Linked DNA regions of Homo sapiens: region 2 is linked to region 1. A link is a loop called in an ENCODE intact Hi-C map of the cell type or tissue named here. Cell type or tissue: CD4-positive, alpha-beta T cell. All regions are shown on one strand. Each heading gives the region's core, and the rest is flanking DNA. Links, peaks and the distances in the headings are about the cores only. Region 1 has its middle 19 kb from the start of MON1B. Region 2 has its middle 9.0 kb from the start of CTRB2.

What was found. Peaks named below come from ENCODE experiments on the same cell type or tissue, not always from the same donor. Only the 100,000 strongest peaks of a DNase experiment are listed, where the experiment ranks them.
Region 2: it touches region 1 in a loop (28-fold over the local background); 4 of 110 quality-filtered maps call a loop at or near these places.

What each region holds. Positions count from the first base shown.
Region 1 is chr16:77,166,864-77,176,996 of GRCh38, forward strand. No RefSeq gene overlaps it. Among named protein-coding and RNA genes, the nearest start is that of MON1B, 19 kb to the right of the region's middle. In CD4-positive, alpha-beta T cell, for the core only: CTCF peaks have their summits at 3,017 (motif pointing left), 5,080 (motif pointing left) and 5,285; DNase peaks (open chromatin) are centred at 2,978 and 5,068; H3K27me3 peaks cover 549 bases.
Region 2 is chr16:75,193,055-75,203,187 of GRCh38, forward strand. It overlaps the pseudogene RPS4Y1P1. Among named protein-coding and RNA genes, the nearest start is that of CTRB2, 9.0 kb to the right of the region's middle. RefSeq lists enhancers at 4,758-5,258, 6,297-6,591, 8,443-8,522. In CD4-positive, alpha-beta T cell, for the core only: CTCF peaks have their summits at 6,453 (motif pointing right) and 6,653; DNase peaks (open chromatin) are centred at 6,487 and 8,367; H3K27ac peaks cover 458 bases; H3K27me3 peaks cover 407 bases.

The DNA.
Region 1 (10,133 bases), core at 1,142-9,141:
TTTCCTAAAAGTCCAGTGAAATTCAATAAAACCAAAATTATCTGGAAAAGAATTGTTTCCTTTCAGAGTGACTATTTTCTGGACTGCAATGCGATGGTTTCCTGGCTCTTTCATTGCATCTATTTCAGAGCAGTCTATTTCTGCTCGTGTTTTGTATCCTCTATTTCTATTTTATGGTGATACTCTCCCTTAACCCTCTAAGGATACTAATTATACTAAAAGTCTTATTCTGATTGTTCTACCAACATTTGCCTCATTATAAACTCCGTTCTTACTCAGTTTGTAGATTCTCTTTTTAGAATTAGTACTAAAGTATTCTAGTGATTCTTAATAGTGAACTCATCTTTCAAGGATAGCTCCTTCGACTTTCCTCTTCCTGCCCCAGCTTCTGTAGACACCTGAAGGAAGCAAAGCGTAGAAGTAACTTACGGACGTATGCCCTGCACAGTTTCCAGTGACAATGGAGCAGGCTATTAGGTAGAGGCTGTTTCAGGTGACTTTTCCTCTCAGCATGGCCGTTTCTGATTCTCCAAGGTATTGTTGGCCACCTGGGCCATTGAACTGTCTCTACCTCCAGTATTGTTCTGACTTAAACACAGACACAATGGAGGGGAGGAGGGGAGGGATGCACAAGGACCATCTACTCTGATTGCTCCTGTGTATGTAGTCCCTAAAATTCCCCCCATCAGATGGCTCCAGCTTCCCTAATTTCTAGGTTTAGAGTGTGGATGATACCCGTATTTTGTAGTTGAGCTCCCGTTAATATTCCTGAACGCATTTTGCTTTGCTATCACCACTTCAATATGATCCTTTCTGATTTCAGACTTTTAGGGATCGCATACAATTTTCTGGTCCTCCAATGTAGCTACAGATTGACTTATTAGGTTTCACACATATTTCTAATCATCTCTAAGGAGTGGAACAGGGAAAGACAAAGAAGGGGCTCCTGCTTGAGTGCAGTCTACCAAGTACTTCTTGGCTTGAGTCTTTGGTGCTTACAGAGAGAGAGAGAGAGAGAGAGGCAGAAGGGAGAAAGGGAGGGAAGGAGGGAAGGGGAGAGGCAGAATGACAAATTTTAGAGAAAAGTGTGTGTTGTATAATCTTGGAGGGGAATAAGGAAAGGTAAAAAAATACAAAGGCTTGAATCAAATAATAGAATAAATGATCTTCATCAGTTGCATTTTCTCTGCCTCTGAACCTTTTCTGGGGGAGAGGGACAATAAAGAAAAATATTTCCTGAAACAGCAAAATGTGTATTATACTTATGCCCCATGGTACTATATCTTATTTGTCCCAATTCTATGATAAAATTGAAAATTCAAATCTGTTTCTAAAAGAAGCACTGATCACTACTCTGGAATATCAAGCACAGAATACCTATAGTCATGTAGCCAGACGTACCATTTAAAATCACTCAGCAGAAAATTCCAAAAGTTAAATAAGTCTAGCCCCAGTCATCTCTCAGTATAATCGAAAAATAACCTTTTTGGATGGCTGTTGGAAGGGAAGAACATGGAAGGTCTGCAGTTCAATGGAAAGAAAACTGAGGTTGTCTTGTAGTGGAGACCAATGGCAGATAACGTGCTCTGAAAAAGGTGTAAGCCAAATAATCTCCATCATTTTGGTTTCATGGGGAATAAATGAAGATGACTATCTGGATCTCAGTTTTGGCTCCTCTGGTAGCTGGCTTTGTGACCTTGGGTAGGAGGTTTAACCTGTCTATCAGTTCCATCAGTTATAAAAATAGGCATAATTATATTTCCCTCATGGATTGCTATAAAGATTGAGCCAGGTAGTGTCTGTAAATAAGCTAGCTCAATCCCTGACATAATATGAGCTTAATGAATATTATATTTTTTCCTCTTAGTCTGAGTATATCTATTACTTCTGTTGGAAAAGAGTCTTGATTTTAACTACAAATATTGTTGCAGCCAACTGTGAGTTGAGACAGGAGCTTAGAAGAGGGCTCCCATTAGGCTTCTCAGTTTCCCTAAAAATGTCAAATATGGAATTTTAATTTTCCAAGACTCAGAAGTAAGGAGTTGTTCTTACCTCACAGGACTGTGTAAGTAGAAAATTAAACTATGTAAAACACCTTGCACTGTATAGCATTGAACGCATACTGTATGTGGGTGTGGCCCATTGAAGAAATTATTGCCAGCCACAAAGTTATGAACATATTCTCCTAAATCCTGTCTAGCATCGCGATTGTTTTCTCTCTCACAGTGAGAAACCCATCTGGAAAATCCATTTACAACCCATCTGGAATTGATTTTTGTTTATGGTATGGGAAAGGGAGTTTATAATAATTAATGATATTTATAAGACAAAACCAGCAAAATACTCAAGACCACCTAATTGTTCAGTAGACTCTTTTTGATTCATGAGACACTCACGACCTTGTCCCTCCAAAATTACCAGGTTGCCACAGCACTCTGTCTTCCTTCCTTCCTCCTGCCTATGTCAAATTCTCTTTCCCACTCTTCAAGCTTCCTATATAAGCAGACACATCCAGCCAGCAAAAGAGATTGCCTATCTGTCCTTCTGAAGCACTCATCCATCATAAAAGATGGTCCTGGAAAATCTCTAAAAGGTTGAAGTATGGGCTTTTCACAGTGGGAAGAGCCACATCACACCCTGATCCTTCTTTCTAATCTTCTGTTCATATAGGCTTGGCAGGAAATAAGAATTGGATGATGATTGAGGCAGCACAGAGAACTTGGAGACTTCTCTAGGGGTCTAGGGTTTGACCCTAGTCGTTTGGTCTCTGATACCTGCTTCTGGGTTCCGTTTATCAATTACCAGGACACCAGACAAGTGTCACAGGTCAACCTCCCATCATGCTTGGGTGGGCATACAAGGAAGAAAGGGCAGTAAAAACACGTAGCTGAGGCCAAATATATATGGTGACCACTTGTCAGTTTCACCAGCAGATTTACCTGCTCACAGGCTTAGAGAAAGGAGGAGTGCTAGCGCCCCCTGCAGTACAGAATCAAGAATCCCTAGTACCCAGGAGAGCATCAGTGATTCAGACTGAGGGCACATCGGGTAGGAGGCTCTCAGCACCCCTAAAAATTGCAAAACTAAAAAACTTCTCGCAGCTGAGAAGCTGGAGATAATGTTCATTTAAAAAAAACTGAGTAATCTCTGTTGTCAAAGAGCTATGTGACACCTGAAAAAATAGTATGCCAATATTTGGGGAGGAAAAAAAATAAAGCAAAACAGGAATTAAAAGAAAAAGAACACTTCTATCTCAAAAGACACAGCTTTTCCCAATTTTGAAAATGTGAATTACAGCCAACGTATTAAGTCCCTTGAAATTAGCAGGTTATAAAGAGCTGATACAGCCTTATCTAAAGAAAGCAAGAACAGCCCCATTACAACAGAAAAACAAAACAAAAAACTTCTAAATCATGCATGGCCTGAGATAAAGAAAAATTAAGGTCTTTGCATAACATTGCCCCAGAACTAAGCCTAGCAATATATTTTCCTGAGGAACCTGGAATGGGGGCCAAGTCAGATTTTCTTGTGTGGCAGAATACCTAATGGGAATTTTTAGAGCTGTGGATGGCTGGGAATTTTTAGAGCTGTGGATGGCCAGGAATTTTACTAAGAAGCAGGAAAAGTTGTGGGCAAAGAAACAAGAATAATGATGCATGGAGAGAAGTATAGGCAGGGGTTGGGTGTCAGAGAAAAAGAGTTTTCAGAATCTTTCTTTCCAGTTTCTGCTTCCATTTTTCCTGGAGTTCAGCCATTTTCCATCATGCCCGCCATGACTTAACTTTAACTGATTTCATAGCCACTTTTTCAACGAGATGACTGGGATTGGTTTCTCCTACTTTCAACCAAGAATCCTGACCACCATAGTGGGTTTTAGGAGATGGGCCAGTGAGTGGGGAGGCTGTTCTCTGGGCACAGGACCCTGACACAGACATCCCAGCACTGACAAAGCTCATTCCTCCCCAGGGATGCTGAGCTGCTGCAGGAAGCTCTTGAACATCAAGTTATGCCAGCAGAAAAAGACATCAGATTGGAAGAATGTGGGTGATGTTTTGCCTGTGGAGGGGGTGGAGGATAGCCTTGGATCCCTTGAAGCCCCTAGGACATGGGTTTAGCCACCCCATGGCACTACAGAGGGTCACGTGATCTGGAGCTAGCAGGATAGTGCTGGTTTAGAATATTCTGCTGACATCGTCCTAGCTATCGTCACAGTGTTTCCTTAAGCATTAATTTATGGTCACAGTTACTGTAACACAGCTAAAATTTTTTACCATATCTACTCTTTCTAATGGTCTAATAATGAGAAGGTTTTTAGCACACGTGTCACAGGGTCAAGAGAGCAATTACTTTTCATCTGAATTCATAAAACCCTTATTATACTAACACAAAGCACCATATTTTTAATTCCATGTAGTATAAATAAATAAAAAGAAAATAGCCACGAGCATTTTTCTAACCATATGACCTTGAGCAAGTTACGTGAACTCTGTGGAGATCTGTGTACTTTTCTGTAAAACAGATTTACTGAGCATTGCATCATATAATTATTGTGATGATTAAATAAATTTATTCTATAAAGTGCTTAGCACAGTGCCTGGCACATGGTAAAGTGCTGAGTAAATATCAGCTCTTTTTATTACTGGAAGTACCTGGCTTTCCCCATTGACTTGATTTCAGAGGCAGATGAATTCTCCCTTATCCAAAATTATTTCATACACCACTCTGGCCACCAGAGATTCATTCACACTTTGAGTTGTCAAATAATTTCTATTGTTATGCAGAAAATCCTAGTAGAAACCATAAAATGCTACTTAATAGTCATTCAAGCTTTTTATAAAATAGTTTTCAAAGTAAATTGTTTCCTTTATGGGTTTTAATGACGAGAAGGATGAGATTAACCACAGGACTCTGGAGAGAGGTACAGATTTGGGGGATTTACATGGGGGTGGACTGATATCACAATGATCCCTAATTTTCTATATTCACCAGGCAGATGAGCTGGTCTCAGAAATACTCAAGTCTCAAAATCTTTGGAACATATGCTTCCATATCAGGTACATGGGTTTTTTCTGCCATCTAGTGGCCACCTTTGATAAAGACAGTCATCTTTATGTGAGCAAAGGTTTCCCACCTAGAGCACTACATAGGAAACTCCCAGGCTCCCAGGCATCTTTTTCAGTTTACACTTTTCAGGGAGTTCCCCTAAAATTGCCTCTGAAATTGGAATAAAAGCAAAGGTCCTAGTCCTCAGGGAGGCACAAAGCTAGGATAAGTTGTTAGAATAGCACTAGCTGAGCCACTGATTCTCTGGGTGGCTGCCAGCTAAGTCTCTTTTCCTTCCCCAACCTGTTTTCTCATCTATAAGATAAATCACACTGGCGGGTCCCTGTTAGCTCTAATACTCTGGTGTTCTGAGTCCCTCCAATTTTAAATCTTTATTTGGACAAGCATGTCTATACTTGCCTCATTAATTAAAGTAAATCGAGGAGAAATTATAACATCTAGACAACGAAGTTGCTATTCCCTAGGACAACTCAGCGATAAGGTAGTTGAGTATCATGTTTCTGACATCATCTTCCTCTTGGGGAAGGTTTTCCTTTTCAATTTCCTTGTAGAGACTGTATGAATCATGGCTTCATTTATCCTAAAGTCCATAAGTAAAATGCAGATTATCAATGAGCAAGTTGTTTATTTCAAATATGTAGATACTCCTTGACAAATTCTCAAAAGGTTTTATCGCACTGATAATGGACAGTAATCTATTTGATGGGGTTTATTTAAATCGCAATTTTCTATTCTCCGTGCCACAGAAATGGCTTAAGTCCTCCCAAGCTTTTATTCGAAGGACTGACATATTCTCATTAGCATCCCACCTGCTTCTAAAATCTCTTTCCTTTCATCGTTATTCCATCCAAAAATCAGGAGAGAATAATCTTTTTCATTCTTCTTTTTAATTGACAAATAAAAATTATATATATTGATGGTGTCCAACATGCTGTTTTGATATATGTATAGATATTGTGAAATGGCTAAATCAAGCTAATTAAATATGCATTACCTTCACATACTTAACATTTCTTTTTTTTTTTTTTTTTGCAATACAAACACTTAAAATCTACTCTCTTAGCAATTTTCAAGTTTGCCATACTTCTACCCAAAGATTCCACTGGCTTCCTGCCACCATCCTTCAGTCTAAAACTGTATCATGCTGTTCCTGGCATTCTTTGATCAGGGCCTATGAGAGAAATTTATTTCCTGCTTCCTGGGCATTCAGATTCCCAGCAGCTGCAACAACCTGAACTTCCTTTGGACAATTACTCCTTATGATGACTTGAGTGATCTTGGCCTCACTTTCAAGCCCAGGGTGAACCTTCATTGCCTTGGCCCATTCTAAATGAATCATTTCCTGGCCATAGTGATTGGTTCTGGCATGGACACATATCTAACCAGAGTCAATGAGATTTCCACTGAGACTTCTGAGAAATAGATTCTCTCCCATCCCTTCTGGACTTAAAGCAAGACATATGTAGCCACAGAAGCAGCTAGAGCCCTCTTGAGACCTGGAGGGAGAAACTGCTAGAAAATGGAGTATACATCAAGGAAGAAGAGGAAGGAATGAAGAAAGAAACTGAATCTTGGCCACATCATTGGAGCCCTGGATCAACCCTCACCTGAAGATTGCCCTCACCTTCTTTTCAACTCACCAATGAAGTGTTTTCATTGTTTAAGGCAGTTCAAGTTGGGTTTTCTGCAATTTAAAATAATAATAATACTAATAAAATCTATAGCTCATGTGGGTTCCAAGCAACCTTTCCATGTGTTTCACCTTAGTTTTCATAGATGCTTTTCTTCCAGTTTTGCCAAACTAATGGAGAATACTCAGGCAGAAGAGACAGTGTGGTTTACTCTAAGAACTCATCCAAGTTCTGAGAGTACTGAGTTGATCATTAATAATTGGACCTAGGTATGTGGGAGAAGGCAGAGACAAGGGTGACCCCAAGGTGAGGGACATAAGTCACTGTGGGACTAACTTCTGGTAACATTAAGAGAAGAAACAAGTTTGGGAAAAGGAGATGAGTTTCCATTTGGAACAACTTGAATTTAAGTAGACTTATCCTTTTGAGCTGCAAACGTTGACCTGTCTGCATCCTCCAGAAAACTGGAAGTTTGTTAAGGGCAGGGACTGTGGGCTCTAAATCTTCAATCATCTCCCACAGGACCCCAATAAATATGTATTCTAATAATAAGAAAATAAAATCAATGAAATATAAGTTACCCAAAAATAATTAGAGAACAGTGAAGTCCCAGTCTCCTCTTTGGGCCTGATGATTACGTCTGTCAAATGTTCAGAAAAATTCTGAGATGCCTGCTGGAGAGAACGAGTTCTGTCAGTAGAGGAGGCAGCATTGAAGCTGTACTTGTAATATTTATTTGGAAGGAGAGGAGTACCCCATCCCGGAGGAAGGGCTTGAGCAAAGGCACTCCTGCTCCCTATCTGACTGGGGAATACCACTTGTAGGGTACAGAATCATACCATTATTTCAGAAAACTGAGGAGAGAGCTGGAGTAATACTACCAGTAAGAGATCCCACTTCACCTGACAATGACCCATCAGAGTGGTCAGAGAATCAGAGGCTACACAGAAGGGACTGTGCTTGGAGAAATAGGTCACAGATAATTAAACAAAAGAAGAATTTTTGTTTGTTTGTCTTTGAGACGGAGTTTTGCTCTTACGCCCAGGCTGGAGTGCAGTGGCCAGCGATCTCAGCTCACTGCAAACTCTGCCTGCTGGTTTCAAGCAATTCTCCTTCCTCAGCCTCCCGAGTAGCTGCGATTACAGGAGTCCACCACCACGCCCAGGTAATTTTCATATTTTTAGTAGAGACGGGGTTTCACCATGTTGGCCAGGCTGGTCTCGAACTCTTGACCTCCTGATCCACCGACTTGGCCTCCCAAAGTGCTGGGATTACAGGCGTGAGCCACCACACCCGACCAAAGAGGACTCTCTTTAATAATGCCCGTTTTTGTAGGAGTAAGATGGAATCTCATTGTGGTTTTAATTTGCATTTCCCTGATGATTAGTGATATTGAGCATTTTTTATATGATTTTTGGCCATTTGTATGTCTTCTTGAGAAATGTCTATGGTGGGAACGTAAATTAGTCCAACGTCTATGGAAAACAGTATGGAGATTACTTAAATAACTAAAAGTAGGTCTACCATCCAATCCAGAAATCCCACTACCCAAAGGAAAAGAAGCCATATAAAAAAAAGACACATGCACTCATATGTTTATTGTAGCACAATCCACAGCTGCAAAGATGTGGAACCAACCTAAGTGCCCATTGGCCCATGAGTGGATAAAGAAAATATGGCATATATACATCATAGAATACTACTCAGCCCTAAAAAGGAATGAAATAATGTCTTTTCCAGCAACTCGAATGGAGCTGGAGGCCATTATTCTAAGTGAAGAAACTCAGGAATGGAAAATCAAATACCATATGTTCTCACTTATAAGTGGGAGCTAAGCTATGAAGATGCAAAGGCATGCAGAGTGATTTAATGGACTTTGGAGACTCGGAAGAAGGTGGGAGAGGGATGTAGGATAAAAAACTACATAGTAGATAGAACAAGCACTACTCGGATGATGGGTGCACTAAAATCTCAGAACTCGCCACTGTATAATTCATCCACTTAACCAAAAACCATTTGGGGGCCAAAAGCTATCGAAATAAGATATATGTGATATCATATATATATGTTAAAATATTTTTTAAAAAGAAGATTCTAAACAGCAACTTTCTACCTCCTTCAGCTGACTCAGGAGACCATTAAGTGTGTCTCTATTGAAATCCAAAGAAGGAGAAATGAGGCAGATAGTGCTGATGCTATGGGCTTCTTTTTTCTGATTACATACAAGATGGAGTGAAGGAAGAAGTGACTTTGACCCATTCCGATAAACAAATCCAGAAGTCAATTGCATTGGTTTGTTGTCTTAATGATAAAGGAATTTTCCAGGGGGAAAGTTATAAGGAAAATATCTATTTAAAGAGGAAAAGTCTAACACCCATAATTGTTTCAAATTTAAGAAAAAAAAATCTTCAAAAGGAAAGCATTACTTCTAAGCTACGCGTTCCATATGCATTTTAAAAAGAAAATATGGGACAACCTAAAGCAGCTTTCTGTCAGCTATTGGAAATTTGCATGAGAATGATCAAAAAGGCCCTCTTCCCTCTCTCTGAGATGTATAAAGTCGTATCAGTCTCTTCTCAAAAGGCTTTCTGAGTAGGCAGTTACTCCTCTATCAAAACTGTTTACACTTGCAGGCAATATAACTCTCATGGCTGGTTTTATGAATTTCTTAGCCGTCTGAAAGGAAGTAGTTTGAAACATTAGAAAACCTATTCAAATCTTATTTTGCTGGCAGCAGGTAACTTGGAAATGGTTTTGTGCTCCTTCTTCTTTCCTAATTCTTTGAAGAGTGATGATACTGACGGGCTTCATTACTTCCACAGGGAAACAGATCTGGAGACCTGTGAAGACAAAGTTACTCACCCGTCATGTGAGGGTGTCATACACATGCTAGGTGTCATACAACACCTAGCATGATGAATGCTGCAATTTACACCGTCTAAGTTTTTGGTGGCCAGATGAGATTTATCCAAAAGAATACTGAGATAATTGTGGCCTGGAAATTGCTCATGTTTTTGCATTTTAATAGGAACACTGTAAGGGAGAGCTAAAGTGGGGAGGAATAGTAGATAAGGCGTGGGATTGGGTGGCATGAAATCTCACATGCGAATTCAAGTTTGACTTGGCTAAATAATTTAAACTTTCTAAACATCTGTGTACTTCAACTCTAAAATGGGTTGGCTATATCCATTCCAAAGGGTTGTTCTGGAGATGAAACAAGATAATGTATCTATATGTAATATATGTACATATTATATAAGATAATGTATATATGTAATATATACATAATATATAACATAATGTATATATATCAGACATTCTCTCTATATTACACAATATTGGTTCGATGGATTGATGGTGGTGGTGGTGGCAGTGGTGTTATTATTCTTACTATCCTTTAAGTATCCAATGAAAGAAAACATTTAAGTGAGTTAGTCA
Region 2 (10,133 bases), core at 1,473-9,472, 2.0 Mb before region 1:
ATATCTCCTTTACGTCATCTCCGGTCAATGCATACTTGAGTCTATTCCTGAGGAAGACGATCAGCGGAAGACATTCCCTCAGCTTGTGGGGACCTGTCGATGGACGAGGTGCAAATATACCCTTTAGTTTGTCGAGCATCCAATGCTTCGGCACTGCAGCACGCTTCAAGTGCTCCTTAGGGCCCCAGGCCATGGTGAAACCCTGCGACGGAAGATCAGCGCTCTTTTGAAGTGCCTTGTAATCCTCATAAACCACAGTGCTTTTAAGTGAAGCTCCTCTTAAAGACAAATTCTTGCAGTCTGGGCGTATCTCAAGATGTAACTGTACTTCATTTAATCCTCACACAAGCCTAGGAGGCAGTGGTTTTTATCCTACTGGTGAGGCAGCCAGCCGAAAGCAGCAATGCCAAGAACAAAACCCAGCTCATGAGGTGTATTTCCAGTTGAGACTTCTTCCTGTTCAACTCTGAGTCCATGCTCACTGTATTTGGCCATACAGCCCATTTTTATCCTGATATTTTAGAGATCTTTTTCCATTTCCATGGATATTTTTCATAACTGAACTGCGTATTGGGTTATGTCTTTATTTCTAAGTCTGAAGTTGGGACTCACCTACTTGGCCTCCAGCTATTCAGGAATCTGCGGTGGGAGGATTGCTTGAGCCCAGGAGGTCGAGAACCATGTTCCTACCACTCCACACCAGCCTGGGAGACAACGTGAGACTCTGTCTTTAAAAAAAAAAAAAAACCAACACCACACACACACACAAAGAAAAGAAAGGCCCAGAATCACATTCCCCAAAACCCACTTGGAGTGGTTGCACAGGCCGCCCCCGGGAGGGCTGGCACTTCCACTCTGTGGGGCTGATGCTGAGTGTGAGAAGACAGTGTCCCTGGAGGCCTGTGTCCCTGCAGATTGCTAAAGCCATCACTGCGAGTGAGAAGAATGGGCAGCAGATGGAGGTTTGGACAGGCAGAGTCCAGGCATCTGAAGGGCACAGGGAGGACTGCAGTGGTAAAAATCAAGCCAGACTTTTTCTGTGACTGGGAGCAGGCCATGGCGTGTGGGGCCTGGCTGCGTCAGGTGGTTTGGGTCTACCGGCCCAGGAGCAGCCTGCAGAAGGGGCACAGGATGGCCAGGCCTGGGCAAGGAAAGGGCAGCTGAGGGGTGCCCTGGTGAGACACCAGTGTCTCTGAGGGGCAGCCATTTAGCAGAATGGGTGATCACAGCAGGTAGACAAATGACCCCCTGCAGTGGGTCAGCCGCTGGGGATGCTCAGTGGTGGCTCCGTGTGGTCTCAGGAGGCCCAGTGCTGATGACTGGAACCACATTCTGACAGTAGTGACGGGACTAGGATCAGCCATGACAGTCAACAGGCATTGCTTTTCTGCCCTTGGCCGTGTACGCGGCTTGAGTTCTCTCATTCGGCAGTCAGATAACCCATGAGAGAAAGTCACCATTCTCGTCTTATAAATGAAGTAACTGAAGTTCAGAGAGGTTAAAGAATTTTCAAGGTGCGTGATGTGCTACAATACTAAGAATACGAGAAGTTAAGGCTGTATTAGAGCAACCACTGAAGAAAAAAAGGAACAGTATATCCAAAACACTAGTAGATAAATTAAAACTGAAATCAAACATTTTTAGGCCCAGTGCAGTGGCTCACACCTGCAATCCCAGCACTTCGGGAGGCCGAGACAGGCAGGCAGATCACTTGAGGTCAGGAGTTCAAGACCAGCCTGGCCAACATGAAACCCCATCTCTACTAAAAATACAAAAATTAGCTGGGAGTGGTGGTGGGTGCCTGTCATTTCAGCTACTCAGAAGGCTGAGGCAGGAGAATTGCTTGAACCTAGGAGGCGGAGGTTGCAGTGAGCCAAGATCATGCCACTACACTCCAGCCTGGGTGACAGAGCAAGACTTCTCTCAAAAAAAAGTATTTTTAACACAAAAGAGGGCAAGAAAGAAGAGGAGCCAAAATAGGGGAGGGAGTGGGAGAACAAAGTGAAGAGTAAAATGGTAGACCTAAAACAACCATAATAAAACGCAGAAATTGTCAAAGGGATAAAGATTCAAAGGCAAAGCCAAATTATATGTAGTACAAGAGTCATTTTAAATATAAAGACACAGGTGGACTGGGCACAGTGGGTCATACCTATAATCCCAGCAATTTTGGAGGCTGGGGCACCAGGATTACTTGGGGCCAGGAGTTCTAGTCCAGCCTGGGCAACATCGCCAGACCCCATCTCTTCAGAAAAAGTTTAACAGAAAAACTAGCTAGGCATGGTGGTGTGTGCACGGAGTTCCAACTACTCAGGAGGCTGAGATGGGAGGATTGCTTGAGCCCAGGAGTTTGAGGCTGCAGTGAGCTATGATAGCACCACTGTACTCCAGCCTGGGTAACAGAGCAAGACGCTGTCTCTGGAAAAAAAAATGAAAGATTTGCCCAAGGTAAAGACAGCCCAGACCTCGGTGGGGCTGCGAAGCAGGAATGGATAGAATGGGGACAGGTCCATGGCAGAGAAAGGATTTGGACCCAGAGTTGCAGATCCTAAAACCTAAGGTCTTTAACGGATACTGTATTTCCTACCTTCTGGCATGTTCCATGGCAGCATTCCGACTCCTACCAGGGAGCAGTCTTCAGATGTGACACAGCTTCACAGCTGTGCTGCCTTCCCTGAGCTAATACTTCCCCACTACTGGTCAAAAATGAGGTGACGTTTCTCTTAACCTCCTCTCTTTTTTAATATATCCTTCCCATCCCTCTACCCCGGGGACTCATTCTCCCAGCAGCTGCTGAACTCCTGTGTATCAGATTCTTACACTTGAGCATGCATCAGAATCACCTGGAAGGTATAATACACTAAAGGCCGGGCCCTGTCCATGCCATTTCTGAATCTGTACGCTGGCGTGGAGCCTGGGAATCTGCATTGCTAACAAGGTTCCCCAGGTGCTCGCACTCGGAGAAGCCCTGTGGGCGATTAAGCTTATTGCTTCACGAGACACTGAGAAACAGCTCCTGCCTCGAAGCCCACCATCGAGCTTGAAGACTGTCGGGTGAACAGATGAGTCCAACTGGGAGTAATTAGTTTCCAACAGAGGAAGCTCAGGTGCCCTGTGGGAGCACACAGGGGCAGCACCAGCCTCAGGTCAAGGGAAAAGCAGCCCGAGACAAACTTCCGGTGCCACAGAAAGCCAGATGGTTTCATGGAGGCCACCCAGCCCCCGTCACCCATCATGACTCTGCTTGCACAGTTTGAGCAATGCCATTGGTTTTGCCCGTGTGACCAACTCTTAGGCATCTCCATAGGGCCACAGGGCAGGCCCCCAGCTGTCGGCATTGCCTGGTCTTATGATCTCAGGCTCCCAGCACCCTCACTGCCCAGCAGCCTGTTCCATAGCAGCATCTCCCACCTTCTCCCTGACTTCTAGAGGGGAGCACCCCATGAGCTTAGCTGTGCCTGCCCTCTCACCAGCATGGTCACATTCCTGCTTTCGTAGACGAATGAATCTTCCGGGCCTTCCCATGGGCGTTCTGCCTCACAGGGCTTGTCCACACAACTGCCCACCTCTGAGCCTTTTAACGCCTCTTTCCACCATCTTATAGCAGCGCCAGCACCTCTCCTTTGCTTAGTGTGCTCTGCCTTCTGCCTGCTTCTAGGAGCCATCCGGCAGCACGGTGGCCCATTCCCTAGGGTCCTGAGCAAGGCATTAAGTCCTGTATCCTAGGAGAGTCCTCCCGAACTGATACCCCCACCTTTCTCCAGCTTCATGGGCTTTCCCCTTGGTTCAGCTCTCTCAGCACCCAGTTCTCATCACGTGTGCCCCGTCCCTGCAAGCGCTTTTTGGCTCCATTCTGCAGCTCCCTTGGTACAAGGTCCTTTTCCTCTCTTACCAGGCCTGGTGCCATCATGGCCAGGACTGGAAAGGAGAGAGATGCTGGGGTTAATGTCCTGCAGGAGGGAAGCCTCCGTCTCCTGTGAGGAAGGTACTCTCGCCCCGGTGGGAAGAGTGGGGCCACTTCTGTGCACTCCGGGCTTACGGGCTCGGGGGATTTGAGGTTTTGGGAGTACATCAACCCAGATGTCTGCATCTCATGCATCAGAGCCCTGCATCTGGCACAGCAGCCTGTCTAGGTGGAGCATTTAACCTTCTTGGGAGCTTGGCTGATCTTACAACTAAATCCTGGGTCTAGTCCTCAGCTTTCTCTACCTTGCAGCTGCAAGAGATAAAAACCTCTTTATGTGTTCCTAAGGTGGCTTTCACCCTTAGCTGTTAATTGCCTGTTAATCATTCTCAGCTTTTGTCATTTCCCAAAGTCTTTGTGTTTAGCAGCAACCACCTAGTTTAACTGTGGTTTTTGGGTTTGTGAGACAGGGTCTTGCTCTGTCACCCAGGCTGAAGTGCAGCGGCATCATCACAGCTCACTGCAACCTCGACCTCCCAGGCTCAAGAGATCCTTCTGCCTCAGCCTCCCAAGTAGCAGGGACTACACCACCACACCTGGCTAATTTTTATTTTTTATGGGGACGTGGGTCTTGCTATGTTGCCCAAGCTGGTCTTGAACTCTTAGGCTCCAGCAATTCTCTTACCTCAGCCTCCCAAAGTGCTGGGATTGCAGGCGCGAGCCGCTGCTCCTGGCCCTACGTTCTATAGGTATTCTCTCCCCTCATACCTCAAACTCCTGACACAGGGCACCCACTAGTGGATAGTGTTCCCCAGAATACCATTGCATTTCATCAGCAGTGGAAGCTTTCACAACCTCATTGCTACCGTGTGCCCGACCTATCTACGCTTCCTCTACCAACCATGAAGAGGTCCTCACTGCCAGCCTGGTAGTCAGCAGTCCAGCTCCAGAATCCCACCTCAGCATCCGCATTTTGCAGCTCACTCCCGGCACACACGATCATAGCTGGAGCTCCCCACAGGAAGTAGACTCTGAGATAAAGATGACCACACAGAAGTTTACTGGTACCCCAGGAGCAATACCTTTGGAACCGAAGACTCGTAGGGGTAGGGAAAGAGCAATGTTGGGCAGAGGAAGATAGAGCCTCAACATCGTCCCAAGTTTGGGTGAAAAGACTGGACCTTTAAAAAACCCTACTGACCAATCACTGGATGCAGCTGCCCAGAAAGGAGGCAGGACCCGAGGTCAAGATGATGCTCTTCAGCTGAGGAAACTCCCAAAGAGGACGGCAGCTGCGGACTGTCTGCTGTCCACAGCAGCGCGTGGGGAGGTCGGCCTGCAGTCCTGGAGGGAATCTGGGTGGCTAATCACGCAACCACTAGATTAGGTACAGATGCAGGCTGGTCCGAGACAGGATTCTCTTGCGACTGCTCCAGACGTTTCTGTTAGTAGAAAGCCAGATCACCCGATGGGCGGGGAGAGGCGCGTGCACTGTTTAACGTGGTCTAACTCAGACCAAGGGTGGGGGAACCCCCGCCCGAGGAGGAATCTGTTTTTAAGCTGAGATTAAATCAAGTGCGACCCCTGATTAAACTCAGCCTTTTGCTTAACTGTACTTGTCAATATAACACATAATTGGAAGCTTTTAAGCATATTTGGGACAATTTGGGTGTGAGTCTACCTTTTCAACTGTAAGTTTTACAAGATGTAAATGCAGATCGAGTATTTCTCATGAAAATGTAGCATCCAGGTGGAGATGTGATGGAAGTGCAAATTACACACTAGGTTTGAAAGAGTGTAAGAGTGTAAAATATATCATTAATAATTTTAAAATACTGATTACATGTTGAAATATGTAGATATATTGGGTTAAATAAAATATATTATTAAAATTCTTTTTTCTTTTTTTTTTTTTTTTGAGACGGAGTCTTGCTCTGTCGCCCAGGCTGGAGTGCAGTGGCGAGATCTCAGCTCACTGTAAGCTCCGCCTCCCGGGTTCATGCTATTCTCCTGCCTCCGCCTCCTGAGTAGCTGGGACTACAGGTGCCCGCCACCACACCCGGCTAATTGTTTTGTATTTTTAGTAGAGACGGGGTTTCATCGTGGTTTCATCGTGTTAGCCAGGATGGTCTCATCTCCTGACCTCGTGATCCGCCTGTCTCGGCCCCCTAAAGTGCTGGGATTACAGGCGTGAGCCACCGCGCCAGTCCCTCTTTTTTTTTTTTTTTTTTTTAAGAGACAGGGTCTCACCACCACACCCAGCTAATTTTTGCATTTTTTTTTTGTAGAGAAGAGGGTCTCACTATGTTGCCCAGACTGGTCTCGAACTCCTGGGCTCAAGCGATCCGCCCGCCTCAGCCTCCCAAAGGTGCTGGGATTACAGGCGTGAGCCACCGTGCCCGGCCTCTTTTTACTTTTTCAGTAGGGCTACCAGAAAATTTAAAATCATCCATTTGGCTCGCCTTGTATTTCTTTTGTATTTCTTTGAAACAACGCTGGGTTAGGAACAGTAAGGCATAGCTATATGCAGTTTTCATATTGGCCACCAGGTGGCAGCCTTATACCGGGTGGTTTTCAGACTCTTGGGAGGCCGGTGGGTGGAGCGGGGGACAGACGCAGATTTCACCAGCAAGTGAAAAAGTCCCTTAGCCAGGTTTGTGCTTGCTATTCCATTTTTATATTACTTACGCCTCACATTTATTTGTATGTAGATGGTTGTTGACATAATAAAATACATGTAATTTCCTCTGTGTTTAAGAGCAGTTCTCCCTCACTGAGCTGGGAGTTTCCTTAAGAAACCTGGCTCTTAATTATATAGAGAGAGACTGGGCGCGGTGGCTCTAATTATATATAGAGACACCCAGCGCGGTGGCTCACACCTGTAATCCCAGCACTTTGGGAGGCCGAGGTGGGTGGATCGCCTGAGGTCAGGAGTTCGAGACCAGCTTGACCAACATGGTGAAATACATGTCTCCACTAAAAATACAAAAATTAGCTGGGCATGGTGGCATGCACCTGTAATCCCAGCAACTCAGGAGGCTGAGGCAGGAGAATTGCTTGAACCTGGGAGGAAGAGGTTGCAGTGAGCTGAGATTGCACCACTGCACTCCAGCCTGGGCAACAGAGTAAGACTCCATCTCAAAAAAAGAAAAAAAAATACACACACACACACACAGAGAAAGACAGGGTGACAGGGTCTTGCTCTGTCACCCATGCTGCAGTGCAGTGGTGTGATCATAGCTCACTGCAGCCTCGAACTCCTGGGCTCAAGTGATCCTCATGCCCCAGCCTCCTGAGCAGCACATTACAGGTGCCACCCGCTGCACCCAGCTACTTTTTCTTTTTTTTAAAGGAGTCTCACTATGTTGCCCAGGCTAGTCTCAAACTCCTGGCCTCAAACAATCCACCCGCCTCTGCTTTTTTTTTTTTTTTTGAGACAGTCTCACTCTGTTGCCCAGGCAAGAGTGCAGTGGCACCATCTTGGCTCATTGCAACCTCTTGCCTCCTGGGTTCAAGCAATTCTTGTGCCTCTGCCTCCTGCGTAGCTGGGATTACAGGCATGTGCCACCACGCCTGGCTAATTTTTGTATTTTTGGTAGAGATGGGGGTTTCACCATGTTGGCCAGGCTGGACTCGAACTCCTGACCTCAGATGATCCGCCTGCCTCTGCCTCCCAAAGTGCTGGGATTACAGGTGTGAGCCCCTGCGCCCGGCCGGCTTGATACTATTTTTAATAGTCGACTTTGGATCCCACTCCTGTGCCCAAGCTCTCTCTCATTTTGCTTTTCCCCTCTTCACACATCCATTCTCCAAGTTAATTTCTCTTCATGTCCTTATAATTAAATTCCATCTATAACCTTAATTCCAACCTATTAGACGCATCATCAGAACGGCTGACAGTGCACGGGCAGAGAAAGGTATTAGGAAAGCCAGTGAAGTAGAAAATGCAGGAGGGAGCCCATTCCATTCCTGCCAAGATGCCGGGTTAGTGTGGAATGTTGGCTGCCCCCCAGGACCAGCCATGATAGATTTTTTTTAGATGGAGTCTCACTCTGTCACCAGGCTGGAGTGCAGTGGCAAGATCTCGCCTCACTGCAACCTCTGCCTCCTGGGTTCAAGCGATTCTCCTGCCTCAGCCTCCTGAGTAGCTGGGACTACAGACACCCACTACCACACCTGGCTAATTTTTGTATTTTAATAGCAATGGGGTTTCACCATGTTGGCCAGGATGGTCTCAATTTCCTGACCTCATGATCTGCCCTCCTCGGCCCCCAAAAGTGCTAGGATTACAGGCGTAAGCCACCATTCCCAGCCCATGATGGATCTTTAGAGGGAAACATCAAGAGACAGGAAGACCTGGGAGAAGAAGCAAAGATCGGAACCTGTGGTTACGTGGGGAGGCTAGAGCTGTGGCCCAAGGCAGAAGGCTGTGAACTCGGCTGTGCAAGGAAAAAACAGGAAGTGAGCACCAGGGTTCTGCTCTGCTTCCGACCCAGCTCCAGGGCTTTGGGGCAATGGGTGCCTGCCCCTGGCCTGCAGGTGCCCTCAGGATAAAGTGGGTCATGCCGAGGCACTGTACAGGGGAGGAAATGAAAAAGACTTAGAACTATAAAGTGTGTATCAAATTGCAATAAAAAAGGCCAGGTGTGGTGGCTCACACCTGTAATCTCAGCACTTTAGGAAGCCGAGGTAGGTGGATCAGTTGAGGTCAGGAGTTTGAGACCAGCCTGGCCAACATGGTGAAACCCTGTTCTTACTAAAAATACAAAAATTAGCCAGGCATGGTGGTGGACACCTGTAATCCCAGCTATTTGGGAGGCTGAGGAGGGAGAATCACTTGAACTCAGGAGAGGTTGCAGTGAGCAGAAATCATGCCACTGCATTCTAGTCTGAGCATAAGAGCAAGACTCCATCTCAAAAAAAAAAAAAAAAAAAATACAATGAAAGCAGTGTTTGGAGGAAAGCTTGCCTCCTGAAATACTTTTATGAGAAAAGAACACACTGAAAATTACTGAGCTGAGTATCTAAATTTGTGATGTTAAAAAATCACAAATGGATACATACAGATTAGGAAGCCAGCATTACCCTGATACAAAAGCCAGATAAAAACATCAGAAGAAAATTACCAACCAGTATCTCTCATGAATATAGATGCAAAAACCTTCAATAAAGTACTAGCAAACTGAACCCGACAGCATATTAAAAGGATTATACACCATGATGAAGTGGGAGTTATCCCAGCATGCCAAGCGCTATAGGAAATAACAAGAAAATCCATCAGCGTAATATGCATTAATTGAATGAAAGGGGAAAATCACGTGATCACTTAAATTGATGCAGAAAAGGCCTTTGACAAGATCCAACACCCTTCATGATAAAAAGCACTCAGAGGCTGGGCGCGGTGGCTCACGCCTAATCCCAGCACTTGAGGACGCCGAGGCGGGTGGATCACCTGAGGTCAGGAGTTTGAGACCAACCTGACCAACATGGTGAAACCTCCTCTCTACTAAAAATACAAAAAATAGCTGGGTGTGGGGGCTCACGCCTACAATGCCAGCTACTGAAGAGGCTAAAGCAGGAGAATCTCTTGAACCCAGGAGGTGGAGGTTGCAGTGAGCCGAGAAAGCGCCATTGCACTCCAGCCTGGGCAACAAGAGCAAAACTCCATCTCAAAAAAAAAATAATAAAATAAGTTAGCCGGGCATGGTAGCATAGGCCTGTACTCCAAGCTACCTGGGAGGCCGAGACACGAGACTCACTTGAACCTGAGAGATGGATGTTACAGTGAGCTGAGAGCGAACCTCTGCACTCCTGCCTGGGCAAGAAAGCAAGACTCTAAAAAAGACTGTCTAAGAACCCCATGCAGGCTGAGTCAAGGAAACTAAGAAACTAAGCATCTTGGTAAACCAACGAAAATCAAAGGTAAAATCTTAAAAGCATCCAAAGAAAATCCATTAAACCTTTTTAAAAAGCAACAGTAAATCACTGACTTCTCCACGAATCAACAGAAGCCAGGAGACACTGAAACACCTTCCAAGTCCAAATATCCATGTACATACCCACATGCACGTCTCAACAAAAATTATTTTTCAGAGTGACAGGCAACTTTTACAAGATCAAAATGAATAAATATCTTTTCAGACAGTGGAACAACAGGAGAATTTTCTCCAACAAAATTTTCACTGCATTAAAGGAAAGACTAAAAGTTTCCAGAGAGAGAGAGACCGCC